Linked DNA regions of Mus musculus: regions 2 and 3 are each linked to region 1. Evidence: chromatin loops called from intact Hi-C (ENCODE). Cell type or tissue: heart. All regions are shown on one strand.

Region 1 (8,000 bases):
CTGCTCAATGAGAACAGATAGGGAATCAGGGTCCTAGCGAGAAAGCCTGAGCTCTGCAGGGAAGTGGATCCCTTTGGCCTGAGATTAGAACGTGCTGTTTATATTCAGAGTTTAGGTACTCCAGAAGAGAAGAAAATCATTCTGTGCTCCCTAGAGAAAGGCAAAGGACTTGATCCAATCTGAAGGTGGCAAATCAGCAGTTCCAGAATGAAGACCCGTGCACTGGCTTATGTGGCCTGGTGGCTAGGCAGTTTGGAGCAGCAAGATGAAGAATGTGAGCTGTTTGGAACCAGTGCAGCAAGACGAGTAAAGCTGGATGTGTAGACACGGGCTCTGGGTCTTCAGTTGTCATAAGCAGCCTCCCCGTAGCCCTGGAACACAGCAGCCCAAACCCTTACCCATACTTCATCCTACCTGTTAAGATGTTTCACCCTATGCCATGTCCTGTGACCTACTGCTGAGAGGGCATGCAGGGCAAGGGCAGATGTGTGTGGAAAGGTACCCAGCAGATAAGTAGAATCCCCAAGAGCTGGTGACAGAAAAGAATAGCATTTGCCTAGGTAAAAGGAGTTGATGAGCATCTCAGAGACACGGAAGCTAAAAATTGAGGTGAGAGTTCTGTTTACTTGGTTCCCAACAGAAACATATTTTGAAGTCAAATGGAATCTAGTATTAGATTAAAATTTTGGTGGCCAGCAAAGAGACAGACGCTGCTATTCTCAACAGGTTTCCAAGGATTTTGAAGTAAAGCCAGAGAGTGGCCAAAGGACTAAACCATTGAATGAATGAACAAGCTGTCCAGGCCAGCTGTTTGGATAGTATTTTCCCTAGGGAAGGAAGAAAGGAAATGGGGGAAGATGGAAGAGAGGGAAAGGGAGAGCCTGAAGAGTGAGCACAGCTTTCACCATTGCTTCCAAGTGTCAAACTGATCAACTTCAGTGACTCTCAAACTTTGCATCTATTCACCTGGAGGACTTAAACACAGTTTTCTGGGGTCGTTCCCAATTCTGACTCAGGTGGGGCAATTCATTTGGCCTCCCTAAGAAGAGCAATCCATGCTTAATAGACCCCGCTGAGAAACATAACTGCTCCTACTGGATGTGGGGAGCTGCAAATAGGCTGTCTTTGCCCCATTTTAGAAAAACAAAAGTCAGCAGCAGGAGAGTAGCTGCTTAGCAGGAGAGTAGCTGCTTAGCAGGAGAGTAGCTGCTGAGCAGGAGAGTAGCTGCTGAGCTCAGGTCAGGAGGATTGGAACACACTGCAAATCAAGATTTCCTTCAGAATTTTCCATCGTTTTAGTATTAGGAGACAAGCAAGCAAACGTGTGTATGCATGTACACACACACACACACACACACACACACCGACCCAAGACTTGCAAGAGACCAGCAGGAGAGCATTGAGCCTCTCCCACCTTGCTGACAGGTTGCTGGGATTGGCCTTGCTCCAGCTCCTGGGGGTTTGGGGGTGGGTCGGGGAGACAGACTGGACCTCTGGGTCTGCCTCCCAGGCTTGGTCATGGTCACATAGCTTTCCCTGAGATTCCATATTTGGTCTCCCCAAGCTGCTCCCAAGTGACCAGGTGTCCCTGTTGCTCATTGCCAGAGGTATGTATGTATTGTGCAGACTCCGGTGGGAAGAAGCTAAGTGGGGGGCATAGGGACAAGGAGGGTGCTCCTGGGTCCAATATACACCCCTCATCTCTCTCTAGTGGGTAGGGTCCAGCAAAGGGCATCTGGGGCTGATTTGGGATAGCCAGGGCAAGGAGTCATGGCTGAAGGATCGGTCTAGCAGCCTGCTGCACACAGCACACACAACTTTTCCTCTCCTGCAACAGGCTCGGGTTCAAGCCAAGGGAACCAGGCAGTGAGATCACTGGAGGCCACACTCACATCCTGGAACCCATGCCACGAAGTGTTCGCCCTGTGCCTCCAGGGGGCGCTGCGGTCCTTCTAGCGGACTGCAGAGCTATAGCCTGCCGGCGCTTTCCCATCGTGTCCCTTTGGACAGCCCGAGACCTAGCCACGATTTTTTAAAAGATGGAATTCTTAATCCTGGTCCCTCCACCCTCAGCTCCGTGTCTAAGACTCGCAAGCCTCTCCGCTCGCCTGGCCCCTTCACCGCTCAGTGACTGGAGTGCATGCACTTTTAAGTCGAGCTATGGTCAAGTCATCCAGGCTGCAGAAAAACACAGCAAAAGGTCGCTGTTCCGCAGAAGCTGAAGAAAAGCAGGGAAGGCGACTCATAGAGGGGTCCTAGGGAAGAAGATACAGTTTCCATAACTTGGTTTTAAAGCGTCCAATTTATTTAGGCTGTCTGCAGCACGCAGTCAACTTCAGGGTGTCTGTGTCTGACACCTGCTGGCTCCACCCGCAGACTCCTGGGTGGGCTGGGGACTGCGCTGTGCGCGCGTGTACACACACACACACACACACACACACACACACACACACACACACACCAGCTCCTCTGCTAGGCCTTTTCCCCTTCCTCCCATACCACAAACGTTGGGGCAGCAACCGTTCAGCCCGCTCCAGGTCAGCGTGTCCCTGTTGTCGAAAGCCCAGAGCCGTGAGGACTGAAGCTGACCCGATCCACGGATAAATGAGTAAATTGGCAGCTGAAACCCGACAGGGAGCTGGGACAGCTCCGCGGAGACTCGGACCTGGGGGTGCAGCTGGCCTGCGGCAGACTCGGCTTCTGCACGCCAGGACACCACGGCTCGTTTGGTGGCCGGGTGGGCCAGTTTTCTGCAACGAGGCTTATTGCAGGTCTGTCTACCTGGTGAGCCGGCTCTCTCAAAGCGTGCGGACTTGCCGCCCTCCCACCCCCGAGGTCTGAGCGCGGAGAAGTTCCGGTGCGGGTCCCAGGTGGCCGCCCAGCGGCCTAGAGAAGCTGCGGTTCCGAGCGCGCTCTACTGCACCTGCCCATGCCCGCTGCAGGGCTCAGGCCGCCGGGCCCCGCAGAACCGCGCTGCTACCTGCAAAGATTCTCGGAATCTATCCAACCTTTTTTTCCAGCTGCGGCGGAGCTCGGGCTGGGTTGGGCTAGAGTTCTTCCCAGGCTGAGAAGCGCGAGGTAAACGTGTTTACAGCAACAGGCTGGCTCAGGGAGCTTTCGGAAAGGGGGGTTAGAAATTCCACGGTTTTGAAAAGCGAGAGATTCAGTACTCAATACACACGGGCCCAAAGGTGCGAAGCCTGCTGATGCAGAAGTTGCCTCCACTTTAGTGCAAGGGAACTAGAAAGCACTGGCTCAAAGCTCAGGTCACCAACGGTGCGTGTATGTCCTGGGGGGGTCTGAATGTAAAGAAAGTTCCCTCCAGTTCTCTAAATTGAGAAAGGCTGTTCGAAGGAATGAGGTGGTTGGAAAGAGGGAACCGCAGGCATCCTGGGAGCTGAGGCTCAAGACCAAGCGCTAAAATGAAAGCACCCTATGGAACTCACTCGAGAAACGGTTTTTTAAACCCCCAACTCTTCCTAGGCGTTCTCCTGCGTCCATCAAATTTATTCTGAAGTAGTTAAGCACTACAGGATACTGAACACTCCAGTCTCTGTCCCAGGCTCACTTCCTAATCCTTGCGAACCTACAATTGGTGAAGATGGCCTGCTAGTCCTGAATTACGTTTTACCAAAGAAACGAAAATTAATATTCACCTTGACAAAAATAAAACAAAAGGCTTTTACCTTAATGGGATCGTTTCCGTAGTGTCTGCCTGCCTTCCTGCTTGGTCTTTGACGATTCGGCTCGGCTCGTAGCTTTCTGCTTACACCTATCCATCTCCTCACATAGTTGAGGTTATTGTAATTGTCCTTTGAGGGGGCGACCGAAAAGCATCTTTTGGTGAAACACGTTTGAATTGTACAGTTCCTTTAAAAGATCTATGGTTCTGCAAGCACCAGCTAAAGTGTCCTCAAGTGGTTTGGGACGAGGGACAGTTTGCTTAGTTCTGTTCCGGCGGCGCGTTGCGTCTGAAAAGAAGTTGCTTCAAGTGGATCTTATCGTTCCCTGACATCCTTTTCCAGAGGGACTGTAATACCCTCTCATTTACACGCTCACAAAACTAAACCTTTAGGAGAACTAAGAAACCTAACAGTACATGTCAAATTCAATCAATTTTCCTGGCGGCTGAACAATGAACTCAATTTTTGCTGAGAATGAAGATAATGCACGTTTTGAGGCACTGGAATAGTTTTTTCCTAAAATTTAAAAAAGATTGTTCTTCACCCATTCCAGATGGGCAGGTTATTGTTTGCCAATGGATTGCAGATGCCCACTCCTTTGCCTAAGTTGGTTAACTGCTTATGAAATGTACATTAGCTGATTAAAGCTTAGATATTGAAAGAAATTTCTCCCGGAACATCCAGATGTCTCTGCACTAATTATGAAATTAGTCAATTGTCACCTTCATAAACAAACTTCGTTTTGAAAACAGGGAGGAAACCAGACTACACACATAGTCACAATTGACCAAAAGTATGGGCAGAACTGTTTTACATAGGAGGAAGGGCGGTATATGCTGGAAAACAAAATCTAAAACTGATAGCTTTGGCCCTTTGAAGCAGATGATCATATTAAAAGTGTTAAGATGTGTAAAATGACGCGACAGCTAACCGAGTAAAAGTACGAAATGCCCTTTGGACTTCTCTGCGGGCTTGGGGGAGCAAAGATCCAGTAGTCGGACTTCTATCGGTGTGAGGAAAGTGTCATCCAAAAAGAGGGGATGGGCGTTGTCTTTGTGTGAGGTTTGAATTGAGTCACCTTGGGCTCTGTGTCTGGGTTAACTGGGAAAACCTCAAGCAAACCTGCGCCTTTAAGACTCAGTTGCTATCCAAACACAAGTAAACAGAGTGGACCATTAGCGGGCGCCGGGCTTGGAGGCGGAGCCTGGGCGCTGCAGCCTTGCTCCTCTGCAGGACGCCCGCCGCGAGGGGAGGCGGGGCCGCTACTAAAGCCTTGGACTCCGGGCCAGGGGCAGCCTGGGGCGGGACGCGGGCTGGGACGGAGCTCAGCGCGCTCGCAGCCGGAGGGTGATGGCCCTGCAGGGCTGCGGGCTCCGACTTTACCCGCAGTCCGCGGTCAGAAACTGGCCCAGGCACCGGGATCTGGGCGAGCTCTGAGCACTCATCCCAACACGCTCGCTCTTTACACATCCCGCTTCCACGGACTGCCGAAGACCAATTACCGCTGTCGCTTTCGCTCCCCCAGATCATGTTCTCGGTTCCCGGGACAACGCGCCGAAAAAGAAGTTCTCCCAGTTTGGACCTCATGACCTTTCCAAGCTGTGCGTCCTGCTGTCCGGACCTAGTCTGAACCGCGCTGCCCAGGCAGACATCGGTTCTGGCGGTGAGTGTCCTTTCCAGGGCCAGGCTGTAGCCTTCCAAAGGAAGGGAGGGATGTGGGTGCTCAAGGGGCGCCCAGGTTCTCAGTCTGGAGCGCTACAAGTTCAGAAAATGAAAGGCAGCCGTGCGGACCCTAGTCCCGGGCCTCGTGTTCTGGCCTCCTCCGGTCCCTGCACGCGACTCCCAGCTAATACACTCAGTTGTACTTTTGTGCGCTGTCCCTTAGTTTGGTTTTGGTAGATTTACGCATTCGGCAAGATTTATAAAGGCCGATCATCGTACTTTGTGGCCAGATCCCATCACCCCGTGATATTGCTCCCCTGCTCTAGAAAGCGGGATCCACGCTTCCTCCTACTGCAGCTCCGGCACTCAGCACGGAAGGGCCGGGACACACGGTGCAATCAAGCCAGCGACTCCGAAGGCGCATTTCACAGGGGAATAGTCCAGTCATGGGTGATTATTTTTTCCAACCGTGTACTGGCCTCTTGCTTTTCCTCCTGCTCCGGTCTTCGCCCAGAGGCCAACAGGCAAGCTTCTCAGGAGCTGAGACGCTTGGGTTGTCGAGAAATAGCTCGGAATGGAGTCGCGGTTGTAGGAAGGAGGCAGGACAAGGTGTTTGTGGAGGCAGCAACGCTGGATCGGTCTCCCCACCTGTGAGCAGAGAACAAAAGAGTTCTGACTGCTTTCGAAGCGAAACTGGGTGCAGACAGCAACTTTCTCTGCTCCACAAATTCCAGTCTTGAACAGAACAAGAAAATGAAATGGAGAGGGAGGGAGCGGAGACAAACCCAGTTTATGCGGAGGGCGCCTTAATTTAATTAACTCTTCGGGAAGGCAGAGGCACGGGGAAGGGGCAGAAACTTCGTGCCCCCCCCCCACTTGACCAAATTCTCCTCCCCCACCATGATCGTAGATCTCTTTCTACTATAGCTCTCTGGCTTTTACACAGTTCTGCTGTGTTTGAACTGAAAATCAGCGAACATAACCATTCATCCATCTGTCATTTTACTCAGAAGCCCATACACAGGGTCTAGCAGATAACGCCGAACGATATTATTATTATTATTATTATTATTCAATGTAACATCACTATTACCAACGATTGGAGAGTCTTTATCAAATAATCAGGACCCCTGTGCTCTCCAGTGTTTTTAAAGTTTTACCAAACTGAAATTAATATGTACTTTGCTGACAGCCAGCGAAATTAAATTTTACAAATCGTCTAACATGCCTGAGAATTCCATTGAAAACCGATGAAAGAAATGTAGCTTTCTCTCCATTGAACCGTTTATGACTTTTCATGGTTTAACTTTCCTCGCAAAATTAAAGGTAACCAGTGGTCCGAAACATGCTAGTGGAGAGATGACAGCAGAGGGCCCATAGTTAGTGCCTGAGATGGAGTAAGTCCGCAGCCCCAACAAAACGAAAGTACCTTAGTTCCATGGGTTGACTTGAGCGATGATTTGACTTACATTGCTAGAGACTAAACAGGGGCGTGGGAATCTGAACTCTCTGGTTATTTATGTTTGGTAGGTGTTTAAGGGCACTCTATTTGTAAAGAGATATCAGAGGGCAGACTGGCTTGCTCTTCCTCAAACCAGATGACTCTTCCTTGCAAAGAAAGCAAACTTTCTATGAAGTGGCAATTTGGGAGTAACAGAAATTATAAGTCTCCTTTCTGCAGTATAAATCATTGGGAAGAGAAGAGTGGCACTCGGATTTCTGTAGACAGAATTAAGATTGTGACCTTTATGGCAAAGTTAACTTGGAGCATTTGGAGTCAGAAATCATCAATTTTTATAGTTGTTCTGTTGTATAGTTGTTCAACAGAGCCATCCTGCCACCTCCGTCTATTCTGAGAACCATGCATTGCCTCCTGCATTTATTTCTAAGAAATCTAGACTGAGAATAAATCCAGATAATCATTTTGATTTCCTCTCCATGCAGGAGAGAGGCTGCCTTTCGACACTAGGGGGAAAATGGTTTGACTTTCTGGAAAATCCTTATTACCTACGGAGACGGAAATAAAGATGAAATTTATTGTTTTTAATTGAAGAGTAAACAGTGATGTTAGTAGAATCTTCCTACACACACACACACACACACACACACACACACACACCATAGGAGAGGGGTTCAGTGTTGCAGCTGAACAGCAGTGAATAGTGATTTGTGTGGTGGGAAAGTTATTACTAATGGGAGTTTACAGTTTCGGTTGAATGCTCTGACTGAGACCCTCCGACTGTTAGACACTTCTCATTAACTCCCAGCCTGAACGCCCAGACCACATACCACCAGGCAGAAGCAGTTCATTAATAAATCTCTTGTCTCCAAACTGTTCCAAACAGTGGAGGAAGGAGGGAGTCCACGGAAGCAGCTAGTTTCAACCTTGCGAGAGCGCTGTGTCATAGCGCAGCCCTCTAAGCCTGCTGGCAGATAGAGTCTCAAACAACCCTTCATAAACGCTATGGGGCAGAAAATTCGGTGCAGAAAGGATTGGGTGGGCAGGGAGAGTAGGGCAGGCCCTAGCGCCCCCCTGCCTACTCCAAAACCTCAGGTGTCCCGGTGTTAGCAACGCCTTTGGACGGCTTTCTTCCTTGCCTGGCGAAGTTCTCAGCTCTAAACCCTGCACCTGGGAGGCCACCCTAGGCGGTGCTG
Region 2 (8,000 bases), 640 kb after region 1:
TAATAAAAATAATTTTTCTAATAGTACGTCAATTAACTTTCTTTCTGGTGACAACAGCAATACCAAAGACTGGCAGTGAAATCTAAGGACAGATTTTTATAGAATGGCATCTCTTGGGCTGGAGTGATAGCTCAGCCATTAAAGGCTAAGCTCACAACCAAAAATAATGAGTTGGCATCTAACCATGTATTCCAGGCTGCCCTGAAACTCACTCTACTGGCCTCCAGCTCAAGGTTCAGTAACATATCTACCTCTGCCTCCTGCAAAGGCTGATTTTAATGATAGGATTGGAACATCAAGACCAGAAGTACAGATGCTCATAGGTACTCCAGGACACCAAAGCCAGGACCAGATAATTATAGGAGTTGTCTTTATAATATTTATCTAGAATTATAAGAACATTAGGCGTCAGGTATTAAAGGCTCTGAATTATCATTAATAACCAAGCAAAGACTTACTGTCCATATAATTACTGTTTATTGAAAGAAACTATTCCTTAGCCCACACATATTCATGTTTCATAGTTCAGGAGCGCAGGTCAGCAATGAACTTCTTTGGAGCGCAATCCAAAGAATTCTATGGAGAGAAACACAATAGCTTTGTGAATGATAAACAATCTTTATTACTACCATCCATAAAGTCTAGTCCTACTAGACTGTAAACTTTCTAAAATGTAAAAACTACATCTCAATATAGTCAACTGCGGATGAATCTATTACTAACCTGCACTTGATGAAAAACTGAAAGCTTTTCCTTTAGAATCAGCAAAAAAAAAAAAAAAAAAAAAAAAAAAAAAAAAAAAAATGCCAATTCTTGCCAACATAGTATTAAAGTCCTAATCAGAAAAATCAGTTGAGAAAAAGAAAATACACCCAAAGGAAGTAAAATCTGTAGGTAATATTTTATAATGTAGAAAATTCTAATAATACACACAGAAACAGAAAGGTTAGAATGAGTTTTACAAAGTTATAGGGCATAAAATTGTAATACACTAAAGTAAAAATAAAACAATTCTATTTATAATTACTTTGAAACTAATAGAACACTTATGAATAGAATACTGAGCAAAGATATAAAGTGCTGCTGGAAGACTGCAATATTGCAATAGTAAGATGTCTATACACTCCAGAGCAATCTACAGATTAATGGAATCTTTATAAAAAACCCAACCATTTTTTGTAGAAAAAGAAAACCCGCTGGGCGTGGTGGCGCACGCCTCTAATCCCAGCACTCGGGAGGCAGAGACAGGCGGATTTCTGAGTTCGAGGCCAGCCTGGTCTACAGAGTGAGCTCCAGGACAGCCAGGGCTACACAGAGAAACCCTGTCTCGAAAAACAAAAAACAAAAAAAAAAGAAAAAGAAAACCCACTCTAAAATTCAGAGATTCTCAAAGGAGCTCAAATATCTCAACTGAGGGGGTTGGGGTGGAAGACTCATATATAATGAAACCTCTGTGGTACTGCCCTGATAAACAAACCAGGCTTGAGTGATGGTTCAGAATATGGATGCTTGCTATACAAGGATCCTAGTTCAAATCCCCAGCTCCCACATAAAGTCAGGCATGACAGTGCATTAAAACACCAGCATTGGGGGACCAGAACCAGGAGAATCTTAGGAGCTCACTGGCCAACCAACTAGTCAAGATGAAACAGCTTCTTGTTAGCAAAAGACTACCTCAATAGACTAATGCAAGAAGCAACAACAACAACAACAACAACAACAACAAAAAATCTGAGGGTCCTTCATTCAAAGGGGAAGGACAATTTTTAAAAAATATTTTTGGGACAACATATTATCTGTATACTAAAGAATGAAGCTGGATCTTGCCATTACACCATAAACAAAAATTATCTTAATACGGAGGACTTTTAGAGCAGTGGTGCTCAACCTTCCTAATGACGACCCTTCAATACAATTCCATCTACTGTAATGACTCCCAACCATAACACTACTTTCATTGCTTCTTCCTAACCATAATTTGGCTGCTGTTGTGAATTGTAAATACCTGGTATGTAGGTTCATCTGATATGAAACCCCTAAAAGGGTCATGACCCACAAGGTTGAAAAACACTGACTAAAGAGGTGCAGCTAAATTAAAGCATACACTTCATACAATCCCCAGCACCAGCAAAAAAGAAAGACTCAAAGACATAAAAAGCATTAAGACTCTTGAAAGAAAGTGTTTAAGATACTGGATTTGGCAGTGATTCTGGGATGGCCTGTTTGACAGAAATATAAGGGAACAACTCATCTAAAGTAAAATTTAAAAAATAGTCAGCAGAGTTGAATAAAAGAATCCCCAGGATGGAGAGCTGGCCAAGTGGCTAAAGCACAAAAATAACAATAAAATCCAGAGTTTGGATCCCCAAAATTTATATAAATGCCTGACAGACATGGTGGTTCATCTGCAATTGCAAGAGTAACCTGGTTAGCCAGCCTAGCCTCATGAGAGGGCTCTGGATTCAACTGAGATCCTGCCTCAATACTATAGAAAATACTAAAGGAAAGTACTCTTAATATTAACCTTGGACTTACGCACGCACACCCTACATACATATGAAAGGGGAAAATCCCCAGTATACCCAAAGAATATACAAAGTGGCCAATAAGTACATGCAACACTCGAAGCTACAAATCACTAGGAAGCGCAAATCAAAACCACCATAAAGTATCTCAACCCACTACCAAAAAACACACATACACTGGGAGTGAGTGTCGGGGAAAGCACCCTCACAGGGGCAGGGGGAAAAGGATGGGATAGGAGGTTTCCAGATGGGAGACCTGGAAAGGGGATAACATTTGAAATGTAAATAAATAAAATATCCACTAAAAGGGAAAAAACAAAGATAAAAAAATCTACACACACACACACACACATATATATACATGTATATACACATATATATGAGTACATGTATGTATGTATATAGAATAAGATGTAGTCGATTGTAGAATGCTTTCCAAGTATGCACAATACTCCAGGTTCAATTCCCAGAAACAACATACAATGGAGTATTTTCAGCCTTAAAAAAAGGAGGGAATTACTGACATGTAAAATGTACCCCCACCCAGCCCTTAAACAGGCTGAGCAGTTGACTGCTATCACCAGGAGATCATCGGGGGTGGAGCCTGCCACCCTATCCTTCTGCCACTCCCACTGCTACTACCGCCACCTAGCTGTTCCAGAGTACACACGTGGTCACCTACAGCTGGACTCTGAAGATGATTTGGCGGGAATGGGCCCCTCCCCCTTCCTTATAACCTCAGTTTCTGAATATTAAAATTGATCAGAATCTCTTGACTTAGCTCCATCAAGCCGCCTACATTCCCTCTTTTCTTCCAGATTTCAAGATGCTTTCCAGGCTCGAACCCGGACATGTGAGCCGCTGGCCGGCCTCAACAGTAAAACACTGTACTAACTGAAATAACTGACAAAGGGCCAGCAAGGCGACTAGATGGGTAAAAGCACTCACCGCCTTAATCTGCCAACCCAAGTTTGTTCCCTGGAACAAACCCATATAATGGGTGGAAAGAAAAGCAATTCCAAAGTTTTTCTGACATGTATCCCATGCATAGAAGGAGAAAAAGGGGAAGAAGAAAAGCAAATAATGTAGTTTAATTCATAAAAAGAACTACTTGTCAGTCTGGAAGAAAAGCATGGCGGCTCTTTCCTAGACAGTAGCAGTTTTATAAGAACTGTACAGTTAAGATAATTCACTAGTTAAACATTTCTTAGACACAACTAAAAAGTAACTGTAATTACCTTTGCATTCTGAAATCACTTGGCACTCTGAAAGATACCAGCCTTCCTCATCTCTTCGAAATCTTTCATGGAATCATAATTTCTGTAGAATTCTGCATACGCCTTCTTTCTTGGCTCAGCCACGCCAAACTAAAAGGTAGCATAGCCCGTTACAGAACTTTCTTTTCAGATTATTAGAAATGCATAAAAACAAAATAAACTAAGAAGATACTTGTACTCAGTCTTTACTGAGCCCTCTTATTTCCTAGACAAGGAGGGGGGACACCATGAAAGGAAGAGTCTTGTGGCAACTATACAGCAAAAAGCTCCCTACTACCCTAGAGACAGACAACCCTATTCTGGGGTAGGGTTGTAGTCCACATTTGTGTATGTGTTTGGTAGAAAGAGTGTTAAGTTGGGGCTGGAGAGATGGCTCAGTGGTTAAGAGCACTAACTCTTCTTCCAGAGGTCCTGAGTTCAATTCCCAGTAACCACATGGTGGCTCACAACCATCAGTAATGAGATCTGATGCCCTCTTCTGGTGTGTTTGAAGAGAACATAAGAAACCCTGCCGTCGTCGTCCCCCCCAAAAAGTTAAAGATAGTACAAAATAAACTAATAGCCTTCCTTCTAGCAAACCATAAATATTGCCAGTCGAAATGTTAACATGGTAACATATCCCGGCTCAACTTAAGCAGACTGTGAATTTTAAAGAAGTTTAAAGCAAATTTAAAAGATATAAGAAAATGCCAGAAAGTTATAGGGAATTTACACTTAAACAAGAACTGAGTCATTTTGCAAATTAGGGAATGGAATCCAAAATGATGGCTGATTACTTGAAAGGAAGGCCTTTATTAATAAAACTGCTAACACAAAGAAAAAGATCAGGAAGAGCTATGTTCATGTGGCTGTGTCTTACATACAGAATGGTCAGCACAGAGGGAAGGAATGGTATTTGAGAGACCAGGTGGAGTTAAAGCAATAGATCAAAGGTTAAGCAATAGCCACAGCTACGGCTGGCATTTGGTGATCCAAATCCACGTCTGGAATATAAAACACGGTTTAGCTCATCTTCCCAGGTTCACTCATCGTGCACAGAACACAGTACACCTGTGCGTACTAGTCCACAGGTGAGGGGCTACAGAAATGCACAGAATCCTGCTATCTAATGAAGCAACACAGAAGTAAATTTACTGTTCCTCCTCCTTTTCAAATCCCAATGTCATCCAATAAAAGAACCAAAGGGAGGTTCCTCAGTGCCACTCTCTAAAGTCTGTTGAAGCCCACACTATATATAATAGTTAAGTTAGCATCTACATGACAGGGCTAAATGATGTTCAGACAGCTAGAGTTTTATGAGGCTGGTTTTGGAAGAAACTTGGCCAACAGTGATCCACTTCAGAGTGTAAACAGGTCACCCAATGCATAAAAGGACCAAATAAAAAAAGGTTAACCCCAAGACACATTTTCAATCTTCTTGAGCTAGGTACACCCATCTTCTTTTCCCAACAGACACCAAACCTCCTAGACTTCCAACCCTGGGACTTGTACCAGGACACTGGGATAAGCAGTTAAAACTGCTAACACTTTCCCCTCAAGGCTTCTGTATTGGGTAGTATACCAACATTCCCTTGGTGCTCAGATCTCCAGACTTAGAGTAAATTATAACATCAGATTTCTTGGTTGTCAGCTTTACCTTGATACCTGGGAAGAGGGAACCTGTAATGACTGTGGCGCATTTTCATTTGAAGATAGGGTTTCTGTTACGTTGAAGCCTTTGGAAGGTAAATGAGGGAAATATCTTGAAGATAGAGTTTCTTTTTTAAACAGCTCTTAACTAGGTTTAAAAAATAATGTTTTAAACGAACAGCTTGTGACCTAAAGCACATACCTTATAGGCAGCGGCAACTCCCAGGGCCACAATGAATGCGCCAGCAATATGAACCCGCAGACGCTTGGCCAGAAGACCACGCATCTGTGGTTTGGGCAACAGCGCACCGGAACTCATGGTAGCCAATGTCCTTTGCGAGTAAAACAAGGAGGGGAAAAAAAAAAGGCTTGTAACAGGTTAAGTGATTGAATGAACTCTACATGCACAACGTAGTTTAGTATCTACAATCGCGGCCTAACCCCTCCTGCAAGGTCAATGACTTTGGCAACTTCATCTTTGCCCGCTCCTCTCCTACGCATTTCCACTACCCGCAACAAGGCGGTAACCAGCAACAAACCGATGAGCAAAAACCATGACAAAAGTGTCCCCCATCCACAGAAAGGCAGATGCGACCTAGCTGTTGCCTTTTCAGAATTCACCCTTAGGAAGAAAAGCCTTCGGGGAGAACTCAGGTCACTGAAGCTGTGGGACTAGAGCCCAGCAAGCGCCCCGAGGGCCGGTGGAGCAGGCGCGACAGATCGGGGACCCTCCAGCTTCCCAATTCTACTCCCACACCAGGCCGACCACCGGGGCCCCTCGGTGCCTGAGTCCCCTCCAAGGTCGCACCCCTTATCCAACTGGAGCACCAGCCCCCGCAGGTCAAACGACCCAATCAAGGTCAACCTGGCCGCGGCAAAATACAAGGGGAAACGGGCCCGGCCGGCCACCAGCGAGACCCTGAGGCTCCGCAGAGCTCCTCCGGAGCCCTAAGAGCGCACGCGGGGAGATGGCGGGGCCGCCCGAGTTCAGGCCGGTCAGGCCCGCAGCCTCCTGAGGACGCGGCGGGGGCAACGCGCCCACGAGGAAGGCAGGCCCGAGGCTCCACTGGGCTGTGACGTGCAAGACATCCTAGTTCGCCGCCCCCACGAGAAGCCGAGAAACCCGCAGTTGTCAAACCCCAGAATCTCCTCTCTCTCTCCACCATTCTCACCTCTACACCAACGTCCTTCCCGGTTCTCGGAGAAACGGAGAGCCTTCCAGCAGCACGCATGCGCAAGAGTCGATGGAGGACCCGGCGACGGTGGCCTAAGGAGTCCAAAAGTATTCAAGCGCGCATCCAGCCGGTCACAGCTGAAATTTATGCCAGTTACACTATGTCTTTTTTTTTTTTTTTTTTCCCTAAACAGGACCTTGAAAACGAGTCCTGACTACCTACAAAGGTTTCTTCAGTAAATTACAAATATTAATCTTGTCCGGTGTTGTGAACTTATTAAGGAATTCGTATATATTTCACATGTGGGGAAAAAATAATATACTCTATAAAGGCACTACATCATCTGAGAGCTTTTTTTTTCTAAATGCCCAACCTTGAGAAAAGGCATATCTTGGGGGACATGACATTTGTGTCAAAGGATTGCCCAAACCACATGAATAAGCATTTTCATTACAACTACCTCGGCACAATAAACGCTTGGTTTTTGGCAAAGAGCGAGAAAGGCCAATTTCAGAGTTTAACATGTAATTTTAGAACCGATGCTGTGGAACAAACTAGAGATGTGATCCCACTCCACTGCCAGACTCAATGATCTGCTTAACAAATCGTAATGGGTATTTGTGTCGGGTTCTTAATAAAAAATAACGTGTGAACGGGAACAACAGGGATGTTTTTGGAAAGCCGACTAAAGATGACTTTTCGTGCCTTGGGACGTTTATCTTACTTCAGTGACATCAACTAGATTCACAGGTGTTACTTAAGTCAGCTGAGTAAGCCTACTTTATATATATGCAGGGTTTGAGAGGGCTTAGGAACCCTGCTTGAGCAGTGACACATGCACCATCACACTATATGGAGAATAACTGAAGGTGTGAAACCACTGAACTGAACCCATGGTTACAAAGAAAGGTTCACGGGATCAGAGTACCAGGGCTACGGTTAATCCCACCCGGTGAGAATAGTGAAAACGGCTACTGTAAGTTTTGAACCAAATTTAAAACAAGCTTTATTAAGCATTGGCCAGTTCAGTGGACACTGTCAGGTGCATACCTAGGAATCCCAAAATACATCGCCACATTACAACTCAGTCAGAGGCTTATAAAGGCAACCCCCAAAGGGTCAGTACTTCCCACCTTCGTCCAATCAGGGGCACGCTTAGATCCCAATGTATTTCCTTATGAACCTCCAGCCTACCTCCACCTGTGTGTGATCAAGCTTATCCTGTAAAGTTGGGGCAAGTGAGGTTGTTTACAGAAGAGAAAACACCATAGTTCACTATCTTACATAAGTAACAGCCCCCAGCACTCCAGAGATTATCTGCCCTTGGGCAAGTGAGGCTTACAGGTTAGAGGCATGTTTGATTGATAGATCTCTTAAGCCCAGTAATTTAAACT
Region 3 (8,000 bases), 140 kb before region 1:
TTCCCTCCTGCCCCCCCCCAACCTCCCTCCCCTTTGAGACAGTATCTTTCTCTATAATCCAAGCTAGCCTGGACTATACTGCATGTAGCCAAGGCTGCCCTCAAATCTATAGTGATCTTCCCTTCTCAGCCTATGGACTAGGATTACAGGCATGCACCAGCATAGTAAGCTGACACAAACTTTTTTAAAGGAACGGCACAGATCAAAGCAAAACTAGGCAAGCCCCTGCCCTACAGCCCAAATAAAGGCTTCATCTTGTCAGATAGTAACAGAATGAGCTGGGAGGAGACCACAGACTGGATATCTAACAGAGGGGAAAAGCCAAACCTGGAATGATATTTTAGCAAAATAAACTGGAAACTACATGCAGGAAAAGTAAAGCCAACTGTGTTCTATGGAGTCCTGGTTCTGCAAGACAGCAAAGGGACAAGCGTCTAGAAGCCAGGCCCCATACCCTGCCACTACTTCAAAGCACAGCCCTTCCACTGTCAAACAGTTTTTGAAAAGTGCAACACGGAAGTGCCCAGCTGGGAGGCACTGCTGCAACTCAAGTGTGTTAGTCCCTCTGAAATATAGTAGTCATCTTAAAAATGAGAAGGGGAAACAAAAAGTGAACCCACAAACTTGTTAATAGAAAATTTTCTGGGACCTAATGGGAAACTAAATAAAAGGAGGAAGGACTAGCCCCACATGAAAAAAAAAAAAAAAATCAAACCGTCAACTAAGAGCAGCAACTAATCATACTGGCTCAGACGAGAACAGCCCAGCTCTGCCATGGAAATGCTTCTGAAATACTAAGACAGTGATACTCCCGGCATTCCTACTGAGATTAGAAATGGTGAGCAGAGGGATCCAGAAGGTGTAGAAACAATGACCACTATGTGATAGAATTATAAACGGCACCACTCTACATAATAAAGGAATATACCACTTTTGCAGCCCATCACATCTGGTGCTCTGAGTTCACTTATAAATAAAATACAAGCTACCACGCTGAACTGAACATGCTGTGAAGCACTTCACATGAGCCCATTTCATTCCCATGATACAGTTTACAGGTGAAGACATTTACATTTAGAACTAGCATAGGAAGTGGTAGGGCCAGGATTATTATTTCCAAAAGTGAATACCCAAAGCAGGGTATGTAGCAATCTTATCACATAAAAATGTTTCAGATAGACCATGCAGATGAGGGTTCATGAGCCTTCTAAACAGCAGAACAAAATACCTAATGAGGCTCTGAGAACAAAAGCCCAACATTAAGTCACAATGAGTAAACTTCCTAGCAAACAATAAGATTTCAAAAATGGTAGTTATGCTTCATGATAGACAACAAAGGTCAAAGAGGCTACACAGAAACTCACTGTCAGTAACACACAAGCTTCAATTTGGTGAATTCCTAGTCTCTTCATCTATAAAATGAGATTTTATAATCTTTTTCTAATGCAACCTACTGCATAGAGTTGTTGTGAGGATAAACACTATTAATTTGGAAATGCTATAAAATAAAACACTGAGATACTAAGATATAAAAGATTAGCAGTCTGTATCTTTTGCTTATTGCAAATGTCTTCTTGTTGGGACACCAAGATAACGCACTAGATAAAGACACCGGCCACCAAGCCAGATCACCTGAGTTTAAGCCCCAGAACTCAGTGAAAGGAGAGAAACAACTCCTGTAAGCTGTGCTGACTTACACACACGTCATGGCCTGGGTTTACAGAAACACACACACATGAGGTGGAGGGCAGGGATACCAAATCAACAAAATGGAATTTTAAAAACAATCCCTTCCTGCACAGGAACTATATCCTAGTCCCAACTATTCCTGAGTCAAAGGCAGAAGGAGCTCTTAAACCCAGGCACTCAAGCCACACTGCACAACATATGAGGGGAAAAACAAAAGAACTAAAAGAATTGCATTTCTAGATTAAAATGAGTCTTTGAAGAAATGGAAATTTAAAATGTAAAGTTTTATGTGCAAGCATGGCTTTGTAAAGTATAAGTCACGATGGAATTGTCACCCACAACTTCTGATTGTCCAGGTTCACTAATGTCAAGTGCAGGCATTTTCTTACAGCTATAATGAAACTGATAATTTACAGTACAGCCAACCAGCACAGATCTTTTATTTCAATTCAGTCATTCCAGCTGGCCTATGCCATAGTCTCAAAGATCTCCCCTTTACTGCCCTTCCAAAACAGAAAGAAAAAAAAGTTTCAGGTTTTCTTCTGTTATTGTGGGGAAGGCGAGTATCCAGGGACTACCAGAGGAAAGACACCAATAACATGCTAGAATCTAACAACTGACTTGCTTCCAGGGCCCAGAAGGATAGCCTGTCCCTTCTGGGAAACTGTCCACATCCTCCCCTTTTTTGCATCTGAACAGATGGTTTCCAGAAACCAAGGCTCACATGTCTAATCACACAATTCACAACGGTTCTCAAAGTGCCTACCTTTTTAACGATTCCACCTCATGAGTCTAACACCTTACATCTAAATATCTCTAGATATTAGAGCACATGAAGACTTTAATCTTCACTATAGCACTCTCTTAGACAGTTTTGTAAATTATAAATGAAAGTGAGGTTAAATGTTTTACCCAGCGTCAAACAATTATTTTATTCATTCATGGAGAACAGGGAGAAGACATTATGAACGTTTATCAATGGACATTTAGTTTCCTAAGATGATTGAAATGATTAGTTCAAACATATTGTACACAGATGCATCCAATATGTCCATGATTAAACATAAACAATATATAGCATACCAAAGTATCACTGTTTTTATGTGCAAAACTATATGGGGGAGAGGTTCTAAGTTAACATTCCATCTATCTTGGATCCATAAATTCTTTAGAACTTTGGGGGGAGGGGGGAAACACCTGTCATTGCTGCACATCCATAATGTTTTACATTCTGCGTGGCTATTAATATACTTAATTCCTTAAACTGTAAATAAGCGATCTGTCTTCACAAAGTGAATGGTTATATTATTAAGAAGACTTGATCGAGAGAGAGAGAGAGAGAGAGAGAGAGAGAGAGAGTGTGAGAGAGAGAGAGAGAGAGAGAGAGAGAGAGAATAAGAGAAGCGTGCATTGATGTCCTTATCTCCAGGTTTCTGGAATTTACTACTCAAACCCTCCTAGCCACCAGAAGGGCCGGGAACCCAGCGAGGGCCACTCAATTTGCGGCGCACCAGGCCCTCAAGACGTCGGCACGGAGACTCGGCGTCCCCTCTGGGTCCCTGGCCTCGCAGAGGGACGGAGCCGAACGGTGGGCGCCTGGACCAGGCTGCGCTCAGCGCCGAGCAGGCGGGGACAGGGTCGCGGCGGCAGGCCGGGCCTAGTAGCCCCCGCCCCGCGCCGCTGCTTCCGTCCTCATCCCGCTCCCGCCGTCGTTACCTCTTGGACGCCGGCGGCTGCTCCATGGCGGCCGGTGGCAGAAAGAAGGGCCGAATGGACCGTGAAGGCCGTAGGGAGGAAAGGAGCCCGGGAGCAGCCGGCCGAACGCAAGGGATCACACCGGGAAACTCGAACCAACTTTCACGTAACTCCGCGGCGGATCTCCCTCCCGCTCCTCAACGCGGTTCCTCCCGGCCGCCCCGCCCCGCCCCTCGGCCGTGGCCTGCAGCTCCGAGCTGGTGGGAAGAGGCCGGCGCAGCGAGGGTGGGCGGGACGGAGCGCGGACAGGGAGGGTGGGCGGAGCGTGTCCCGGGAAAGTGGGCGGAACCTAGCGCGGTCCAGAAGAGTGGGCGGGCCCTAGCTCAGCCAGGGATAGTGAACAGGATGCGCCCTGGAAGGCGGGCGGGCCTTAGCAGGGCTAGGGAGGGTGGGCGGAGCGCAGCCCGGGAAGGGTGGGCGGGTCCAAGCGCTGGTGAGAGTAGTGGAGAAAGGCCACCAAAAGGAGTGCCCAGCTCAGAAAGAAGATGTCTTGCTACCAGAGTGAGACTTTGGCAACCCAAAAGCTACTGTGCTGGTGGAGGGGTGCTAGTCCACTAGAGATTTGACTCATTTCTCAGGATTCCCCAAGAATACATGCCAATCATCTTGTAAATCTGTTTGAAGTAAAACTGCCCTCACTTCCCTCTCTTGTCCTGTTTATAATTATTAGTTATTATTAGCTACGTTCCCCTGCCCCCCAAGCCAATTGGCATTTGTAACTATAGTAGTTGGGATACTTCTGGAAATTCTGGTTGATTTTGATTGTATACAAGCATAATAATTACAGTCCAATGACAGAAAATATTTACTGCAGTGATCTCTTGGTGCACAAATTTAGAACACCAGAGTCTTGCTGGATGCCCTGTTGGGTAACATGGAAAGCCCATGACTAGTTATAGTGCTTGGAAAAAGATACTAAAGGAATATCTTTCTTTTTTTCTTGGGTCCCCGACCCCGACAGCCCTAACCCCCATTGAACTTGACCCCTTACACATTCATTTGTCTACTATTTAACCATAAAATACACACACACATCTTCTCACAACTATACAAATGAGTTTGCTTATTTTTTTTTCTAGAATATTCTTTAAAACGAATTGGGCAAAGTTTTCTTAGAGGTTGGAGCCATGTGTATGAAGTCAATATTAGTCAAAATGAGTATCAACTGAAACTAAATAAGACACACACCTTGATATCTATTTCATCTACTCAGGACAATAGGAACAATAACAAAAACTAAGTGATTAAAATGTCAATACTGGGCCATGAGGGGGTTCTGTAAGCAAAGGCACTTGCCACACAATCCTGATGAGTCTACAAGTGTAAAGAGAGAACAGACTTTACAAAGTTGTCCTTGGCTTACACACACACACACCCTTGCCACATCTCTCTCACACATGCACACACTTCCACACCCTCATCATGCACACACACAGTAATGCCAGCCTTTATATATATGAGTATGCTGTAATTTTCCTCAGACATACCAGAAGACGGCATCAGATCCCACTACAAATGGTTGTGAGCCGCATGTGGTTGCTGGGAATTGAACTCACATCCTCTGGAACAGAAGTCAGTGCTCTTAACCATTGAACCCCAGTACCAGCTTTTAAAATGTCAGTACTGGGAATCACCACTGAAACTCTCCTGCCCACCTCGCATTCTCCTAACTTCCACATCAACCTCATTTTTTTCCTGTTTCAGCAGAAAGCATCTTGAGAAGTTCATCTCATGATTTTTTTTCAATTTATCAAACATTAAGATGGGCTCAGTTTATCATCCTTTACAATGGGTTCCTTGTCTTAGCAACTTTATCCTCCAGGAAGTCATCCCAGTCCAGCCAAGCACAGCAGTCAGTGGTGTTGGCGGCATATGCTTATGATTGGTGCTCTGTGCTGAACATTTTCTTCTCAGGCAGTCATCCAACCTAAATGTGAGTCATCTGAGAGCCAACCCATAGCATCCTCTCTCTCTGCTTGTCACCTAAGCAACAGCCTGACACATCCAGCTCTGGGCTGGGGTTTTGCTATCCAGGTTTGCAATCCTATCCTACTGTACCAGCTTCCTGTAGTGAATGCCAACGAGTACCGCGCTTCCCAGGCCACTTGTGCTTTGGGGATAAATGCAGGAGAAAGTCAGGAAGAAAGGAACTCGAATATTTGTTTATTCTTCTGATGATCATCTACTGAGGTCACCTAAAGTGTTCCTTTCAAGACAAGCTAACAACTTGCCTCCCTTGCCCTTGTCCCTCTGGGACTAGGGGTTTGTGGTGCTTTGAATGAGAATGGCTCACATAGATTCTAATAGCTCCTGGTTTTATCAGATTGTAAACTCATCCAAGATACCTCTGAAGACACCCTATAATTTCACCCATCAGAAAAAAGCAATGGAGAAGGGGTTTCTTAGCAACTCTTGAGAGCCTACATCTACAATTAATCAAAAAGAGAAGTTACAATGACTCTTCTCTTTCCTTTAATGTGACCAGTTATTCTGACTCAATCATGGACTGGTCTAGAAATCAATCCCTATCAGCCAGCTGAGTTAACCTAGAGTGTAGTCTCCTCTGTTACTGGAAAGCGAGTGCTTTCTATCAATTCTCAAAGGCACCCCATACACCTGGTAGCCAGACTTAGTGTTTGACCTTTGCCAATTAGCAGCTGAATTAAATACCTGGGACATTCCAGCAGACAACTTTAATCTTGTTGCTTTTAACTTTTGGAGACAAGATTGGTTGCCTTCACACAGGATCGCTTTCAACAAGCACAGCTATTCACTGTTGTAGCCCCCGAATTTCTGATGTTAACTCTCTGTGGTTAATTGCCCTGCTTCTTAGAAGCCTCACCAAAGAGGCTCCAGTGTTGTGTACAGATGGTTTGCCTCTGCATATTTTCCCACAGAAACCCCTCCTTTCTGTGACAAGCAGCTGGTTTCTGTGCTGCGTCCCCCTGCAGCAAGCCCAGGGCTCCCTTCCCCTCTCTGGCCTCTCTGAGAAAACCCAGCCCAGAGTTAGAATGGCACTGCCCATAAACCCCCCTTAATAAAAGCACCTGAGGGATCCAGATGCCAGCCTCCCTGCCTCTGCAACACCAGAATCTAGGCCTCCCTCTGATAAACAGCGGAGCTCTCTAGGTGCCTGTTCTTGGGACCTTAGAGAAATAACAAATTCAAAGAAGATTAAAGTCCCACATTTAAATCATAGGAAAAAAGGTAATTAGAAGTCACAGACAGTTATGGCTGGTCATAAAAATTAGTTCTTGATAACCCCACAAAAGACACTCTTTAATCTCCCTCCCAGATTCAGTTCCATCCCACCAAATGGTATCATGTTTGAGTTACACCCTGCTGGCTATCCCTGCCTCCACTCCCCTTTACCCTAGGTACTCAAGGAATCCCTAACTGCACTGTATATAAACTCAGTGCTTTCCCAACTCGTTATTGCATGCCAGTAGAGGCGGATGATCCGAGTCCAGACTCGAAATAAAGGCTCTCTTGCAAATTGTGGCAGATTTCGAAATTCTTGGCCTCATCTGGGTTTCCCGTGGACTCAGGGCATAATATTCACTATGGCAGTCATTCATCGCTATGAAGAAATGCCTTGAATGCGTATTCATATGTCCTTCATGGCTTTGATCTGAATGGGAAAGAGTATGCTTTTGAAGACTGGTGGCCAGAGACAGGTAACCTCCTTCTGGAGCTCCTATTGACCTAAGCCAGACACATACATCAAAAGCTATGTTTATGGTCCACTATGGGTAAGAAAAAGAGCAATATAGATACGGACCTAGTACAGGCATGGCCACCTAGCCACTCTATTCCCTAGATGGGATCATGGAAAACAAGTAAATCTCATGGCCCCATCCAGCTCATTTTTAAAAAAACAAAAAAAGGGGGAATTGTGCCCTTTCCCCAGCCCTGAGTAAGCTAAACAAACCCCCTATGGTTTTACAACCAGGCTGGAGTCACCTGGCTTCACTGCATTTGCAATTTCCTACAAGAGCTTTGAGGAGTTGACCACTTGCTTTGTAACTCAATCCTACTGAAACAAAGGATGGGTCTGTGGGTTTGGCCTATATAAATGCAGAGCTGAAAATTAAACTCTGAGCCTTGATCAGAAACCTTTGTCTTGGCTTCACCCTTCTCTTGACTGCCCGTCCTTTTTCAATTCCAGCCTCCCTTTCAGGTACCCAGTTCGACCAAAGCTGCTGGACAGTTACAACAGACTTTTCATGAAGTAGGAATTGTACTGGCTAGTTTTCTCTCAACTTGACACAGCTGGAGTTATCACAGAGAAAGGAGCTTCAGTTGAGGAAATGCCTCCATGAGATACAACTGTAAGGCATTTTCTCAATTAGTGATCAAGGGGGAAAGGCCCCTTGTTGGTGGGACCATTTTTGAGCTGATAGTCTCCGTTCTATAAGAGAGCAGGCTAAGCAAGCCAGGGGAAGGAAGCCAATAAAGAACATCCCTCCATGGCCTCTACATCAGATCAGCTCCTGCTTCCTGACCTGCTTGAGTTCCAGTCCTGACTTCCTTGGTGATGAACAGCAGTATGGAAG

Evidence for each region. Peaks named below come from ENCODE experiments on the same cell type or tissue, not always from the same donor. Only the 100,000 strongest peaks of a DNase experiment are listed, where the experiment ranks them.
Region 2: it touches region 1 in a loop (2.9-fold over the local background); 5 of 42 quality-filtered maps call a loop at or near these places.
Region 3: a loop joins it to region 1, with 3 times the contacts of the local background. A loop is called at or near these places in 10 of 42 quality-filtered maps.

What each region holds. Positions count from the first base shown.
Region 1 is chr15:35,291,122-35,299,121 of GRCm38, forward strand. It overlaps Osr2 (odd-skipped related 2), which reads left to right and starts at 4,977. Exons shown (of 4, transcript NM_001368665.1): 1 at 4,977-5,346. Gm52178 (a long non-coding RNA gene) reads right to left here and starts at 4,913. Exons shown (of 3, transcript XR_003951500.1): 1 at 3,687-4,913. In heart, a CTCF peak has its summit at 1,935 (motif pointing right); DNase peaks (open chromatin) are centred at 1,930, 4,890, 5,290 and 5,760; H3K4me3 peaks cover 4,937 bases; H3K27ac peaks cover 631 bases; H3K27me3 peaks cover 4,245 bases.
Region 2 is chr15:35,931,522-35,939,521 of GRCm38, forward strand. Cox6c (cytochrome c oxidase subunit 6C) reads right to left here and starts at 6,725. Exons shown (of 4, transcript NM_053071.2): 1 at 6,604-6,725; 2 at 5,634-5,763; 3 at 3,764-3,892; 4 at 455-576. The coding sequence starts at 5,750. The coding sequence ends at 3,779. In heart, a CTCF peak has its summit at 3,187; a DNase peak (open chromatin) is centred at 6,670; H3K4me3 peaks cover 2,025 bases; H3K27ac peaks cover 1,296 bases.
Region 3 is chr15:35,152,122-35,160,121 of GRCm38, forward strand. Stk3 (serine/threonine kinase 3) reads right to left here and starts at 3,685. Exons shown (of 11, transcript NM_019635.2): 1 at 3,406-3,685. The coding sequence starts at 3,431. In heart, no CTCF peak of the experiment used is centred here; a DNase peak (open chromatin) is centred at 3,710; H3K4me3 peaks cover 2,131 bases; H3K27ac peaks cover 1,412 bases.